Regions from separate parts of the Homo sapiens genome. Here region 1 is linked to region 2. The links are chromatin loops, found by intact Hi-C in ENCODE. Cell type or tissue: heart left ventricle. All regions are shown on one strand. Each heading gives the region's core, and the rest is flanking DNA. Links, peaks and the distances in the headings are about the cores only.

What was found. A loop is a pair of places that touch in the nucleus more often than their neighbours do. Peaks named below come from ENCODE experiments on the same cell type or tissue, not always from the same donor. Only the 100,000 strongest peaks of a DNase experiment are listed, where the experiment ranks them.
Region 1: a loop joins it to region 2, with 4 times the contacts of the local background. A loop is called at or near these places in 33 of 110 quality-filtered maps.

Annotation. Positions count from the first base shown.
Region 1 is chr1:68,469,192-68,472,002 of GRCh38, forward strand. No RefSeq gene overlaps it. Among named protein-coding and RNA genes, the nearest start is that of DEPDC1-AS2, 8.5 kb to the right of the region's middle. In heart left ventricle, for the core only: a CTCF peak has its summit at 1,344 (motif pointing right); no DNase peak of the experiment used is centred there.
Region 2 is chr1:69,736,259-69,739,069 of GRCh38, forward strand. The region is part of intron 2 of LRRC7 (leucine rich repeat containing 7); the gene reads left to right. Among named protein-coding and RNA genes, the nearest start is that of LRRC7, 170 kb to the left of the region's middle. In heart left ventricle, for the core only: a CTCF peak has its summit at 1,517 (motif pointing left); no DNase peak of the experiment used is centred there.

The sequences.
Region 1 (2,811 bases), core at 309-2,808, 1.3 Mb before region 2:
TTTATTCTAATCAATTTTGAGGAAAATTGTATACAGGTTCCCTTAAGAGTATATTTTATGATTCCAAAGGAAGTTTATACAAAATCTGAATTGCTCTTTTAAACTTTCTTTTTTTTATATCTTGTTATACTTAGAAGCAAAGATTAGATGGGGAGAGATAATTATCTTTTCTGTTTGTTTTTTTTTTGTTTTTGTTTTTTAAGACAGTGTCTCACTCTGTTGCCCAGGCTGGAGTGCAGTGGTGCAATCATGGCTCACTGCAACCTCAAGCTCCCTGGGCTCAGTGATCCTCCCATTTCAGCCTCCCAAGTAGGTGGGATTTCAGGCCTACACCACTGGGCTACTTTTTGTATGTTTTGTAGAGATGGGGTTTCACCATGTTGCACAGGCTGGTCTTGAACTCCTGGGTTCAAGCAATCTGCTTGTCTCGGTCTCCCAAAGTGCTGGGACTACAGGCATTAGCCACCATGCTTGGCCTTATCGTCCATTTTTAATGTAAGGGCAGTCTCATATATTTTTCTTTTCTAGGTGGTTTTTGTGTGTTTTTATTTTCAAAAAGTAATATTGTACATGATTGCAATTAAAATAATACCAAGGATATACACATTAAGAAATAAGACCCTTTTATAGCTCCAAAATTCAGCAACCACTATTTATCAATTTCTTATAACTATCTAACAGTAATATTCTATGCAGGTATTAACATATACATCTATAGCTAAATTTTAAAGGATGTCAGAATGAAAAGAGATGGATAAGTTTTCTAGGAAGACAGTTCCTTCATACTCTATTTTCTCTAAAAGGGCAATGATATGTTCACAACTTTTAAATTTTCTGGGCACAAAAGCAATAAATGGTCTAGAGATATTTCTGTTTTAATTTCAAGGAAAAGGGCACTATTATCAATTGAAGGCATACTGTATGCACATTCTGTACTAGGCACTTTATACATGTCATTTGAGAACTCTCAAACATTTAATGAAGAAAATATTATCCCCATATTTTAAATAAAAAGCCTGCATCTCAGAAAGTTTAAGTAACATTTTAAAGGTTTCACACAGCTGGTAAGTAATGAGTCCCAAGAACGCAGTTCTGTGTGATCCCCAAAATCCGTGCTCATTCCATATATATTCCAGATGCTGTGCATTATGTTTGATATTTTGATTATTAATATAGACAGTCGATATTAGCTTAGTGGTTAAAAGATTTCTATCAGAGATCTGTACCTGTAAATTCACCTTTTTAAAATTTGTGAATAACATCACTTTGTATTTGACATTATAAAGCTATATTTAGTAGAGCCAAATCCATTTTAAGAAGAAATTTCCATAAACTAAAAAGAGCTGCATCAGAGGAGGCCTGCAGATGGCACTGCTGCCTGAGAGTCACTTAAAAAAATGCATAAAGAATTACTTTAGAAATTATCCAATGCTGATTCCAAAAGTTAAATTTCAACCAATATTTGAGTAATTTATAATTTGTGTAATTCCTTCCAGTTTATGGTTGATGTTGAAATTTAATTTTCACTTTAATGAATGAGTAGAGTAATGCTTAGTAGCATTTCTATCCAGTAAAAGGTAGACTATAAGCCTGTGTGGATGGGACACATGAAGATCCATTAAGTTGGAGAAAAGAAAGAGATTCCGATTCTTTGCTTGGGCATAAGGTGCTGCCTGACAGATCAGATTACTGAGCAATCAGAAGACAGATGGAGACTGCTAAGATCTAAAGATGAATGCAGGAATTTCCGAGTTATAAATCAGAAACCTAATGAAAACACATGAATACAAAAGTCTGAGACATTGTATGTAATAAACAAAAATGGCAGGTCTTTTATCACTGTATTTTTAGTGTTACCATGAAATTTTTTTTTTTTTTTTTTTGAGATGGAGTTTTGCTCTTGTTGCCCAGGCTGGAGTGCAATCGTGTGATGTTGGCTCACCGCAACCTCTGCCTCCCGGGTTCAAGCAATTCTCCTGCCTCAGCCTCCCAAGTAGCTGGGATTATAGGCATGTGCCACCACACCCGGCTAATTTTGATTTTTTAGTTGAGACAGGGTTTCTCCATGTTGGTCAGGCTGGTCTCGAACTCCCTATCTCAGGTGATCCGCCCGCCTCGGCCTCCCAAAGTGCTGGGATTACAGCATGAGCCACCACGCCTGGCCTCATGAATTTTTAAGGAAAGTTATTGCAAATCTTTAACCCTAGCTAATCATATAAGCTTTAGAAGACAAAAAGGTACTTTTTCTTGAGTAGTTAAGAGATATAAAGTTCTGGAGATAGACTACTCCAAGATTTTCATAGGATCATATCTGGATGATAAGATTATAAGTGATTTAAACTTTCATTTCCAAATCATCTATATATATTTTTAAATATGAAATAATCAATAAATATTAAATTTTAAGATAACCAAAACCACTGTTCTCATTCCTTCTGTCTCTTACATATTAACACAAAACCTTTTTTTTTTTTTTTTTTTTTTTTAGTTTTAATGCTAGGGGTCCCTAGTAGTGAATGTGGGGTGTTCTGCACAGATTCTTTCAGAGTTGAGTCATTTATTCCTCCAGCTGTCAGGAATATTGGCTACATTCCTCTTTAGGAACTGTGCTTGGCTAAAGGGAACTACGTTACCAAGCTTACATCTCTTCCCCAGGATCAGCCCATATCCATTGACTGGTTTATATGAAGGTAAAAGACCCAGCCCCATTTCTTAATTTGGGACAATTCTGAAAAGTCATCACAGCTCCAGGACCCCCCATGGGATCAACTGAGGCCTTTATTGCAATTGCATTGTGGTTAAATTTTTTCT
Region 2 (2,811 bases), core at 10-2,509:
TAAGAATAGAAAATTATTGATTTATTCAGTAAACTAAGTAGGTTTAAAATTTTAACATTTGCTAAGTCATTTGGCTGTACTTCATCTCTTAGAAAACAAGGAATATTATTTATAATTACTGCTTTTCTATTTTTAGCTTTTTACACAAATAAAATTATTTAATATTTTCTTCAGACTTTAACAGAATCCAGTGGTATTTGAATGACAAAGAGACATTTTTATCATCAAAAGCAGGTTTTCAAAAATAATTTATCAGTGTTTGGGAATAAGTTAGGTAATGACTGTCTTTCCAAGGAACAAAACATCTTCTGAGAGATAAAAATTTTTACTGGGAAAGTTACAGAAAATTTGGGTTAATTTTAATATAAATGTGTGTGTGTGGTGAATAAATACAGTTTTTATAGTAAAGCCATCACCTATTTGAATATGAATTCACTTAGTCAGGGCTTTGGGACTTTGCTGCCTTATCTGAGGAAAGGGGACCAGGCTGCGGGTTCTTTCTCTTCTTTCTCCGTGTTGAGGCTCACAGTAGGCCCTTGCCTATTTAATGTAGCCATTGTAATTATTATCATCACCATCATTATCTTTACACTGCCTTTGATATTATTAGCCTTTGGATTAATGTGAGACAATAAGTTGTAAACCAAGGTTCTGAAAGGATGAGTCTTTTTTATAGAAAGGAGTTAAAGGTGACCTTTTTGTATTGGTCTTTATACTGTTTACTTCTTCATAGCTAGTTCCAAGCCTGCCAGTGCCAAACTCAAATTCTTACACCTCCGATTGGTTTACATATAGCCCAAATTATTATACTGTAAGCTACTTAAGAGTCTGCCTGCTTTGCATTCTTTACAAAACTTCACTTAACATCCACTAGCCAGAGATTAGACAAACTCTGTGATATGATTCAGCTGTGTCCCCACCCAAATCTCATCTTGAATTGTAGCTCCCATAAACCGCACGTGTTGTGAGAGGAACCTGGTGGGAGGTAATTGAATCATGCCAATGGGTTTTTCCCATGCTGTTCTCGTGATAGTAAGTCTCACGAGATCTGATGGTCTTTTTAAGGGCAGTTCCCCTGCACAGGCTTTCTTGCCTGCCACCATGGAAGACATGCCTTTGCTCTAATGATCCCTTGCCTTCCACCATGATTGTGAGGCCTCCTAGCCATGTAGATGTGCGAGTCCATTAAATCTCTTTTTCTTTATAAATTACCCAGTCTCAGGTATTTCTTCATAGCAATATGAAAAAAATGGACTAATACACCCTGTAACTATTTGATGCTACCCTTTGTAGCTTTGACCCAGAGACTCCCCCACATGGCTGCAGAGTGACATCAGGTAGACATATAAACCCCCTGTCCAATTCCCTGCTTTCCCAGAATTTCCTTGCCCTAGTTTACTTCTATGTAGTGGTCCCATGCTATTGTATCTGGAAGGTCTTCCAGTGTTAGACACTTCCCAGAACTCTTGCAAACCTGTCCAAGTGCTGCCTAATAAAGACTGTTGTGCAATACTGCCATCTTGTGGTTGTGTCTTTTCCTTGATTGGCTCCAAAATCCTTGAACTCACCACAGTCTCATACCAGAGTTTTGGATCAAAGACTAAGAAGCTGAGAGTCTTTTAATAAATATTAGGGCTGGACTTTACTCTTTTGCTTTGTAAGACAGGAGGCAAAGGGAAGGATGGGCTTTGGTCTACATTTATTTCACAGCCTCATCCTAGGGAATTTGATTGTGGACTCTATTGCACTTGTCAAATAGGAAATCTGACTATTTGGCAGAAACGGCTTAATCTTATTCCAGAGGATGACACATCTTGTCTGGGCTTACTGAGATCGGTTTTAGTGTCAAATGAAGGCTGAATTTCTTAAGGAGGACCATCTATGTCTCACTGAGACCACCAAAAATGGCCATGTACCGAGTTCTAATAAGTAATATTGCATTGATTACTTCACTCAGCTTTGTTTAGAGGGAACGTTTCTCTTTTATTGGGAAGGTAACTAGAATGATAGAGCTGGTAATTGGCAGAGCTGGGATTTGCACCCTGACCCTGTCATCCCATAAGCCATGGTCTTGCCTTCTTATCATCCTGTTTACCTGCGCCAGAGCTAGTACTGATCTACAACTAAGTATTTCACGGGACCTTTGAAAATGATACAAATCTATTTTTTAAATATTTTTCTTCATCTTTTTACTCCTTTCCTTGTTTTTCTATTATCAATTCATTAAGTATCTTATAAAATTGAAACTTGAAACTCTTTAAAATAAAAATCCTACTTTTAGAAAAATTGCCTTTGTGTGTTTTTCTTATCACACAAAGTGTTACTTTATCAGTAGGCTGCTGTATGAGCCCGTTGCTTAGGGAGACTGAATAATACCCCTTTGAGAGAGAGAAAAAGAAAGACTATTTTTATTCAAAATCAACATAGTTGGGGTTCTGTTCCTTGTAAAGGCAAGGCCTCCCAGGGAGAGTTTATGTGAGAGAGATAAGACACAGAAAGAGCTAAACTGCTTTATTTAATAAACTATCAGGAATTACACATTTGAATCTTGGCAGACGGAGTAGAAAAAAAACTTAAGTGGACCCTGGAGACAGAAAAAAGTAGATAGGCAGGAGAAAGTTCTTGAAGACTCTTTACAGCTTGGAAACAAACAGGACCTAGAAAAAGATGGCCAAGTGAGAAACCCCTTAAAGAGGAAAATCGGACTATCATTATTCCAAAAATAGCAGCTTTTAGGTTACTGGGTATAATACAAAATTCCTGTATTGAACAATAAACAGGATTTGAGAGGCTTGACTAAAAGCAAGATAG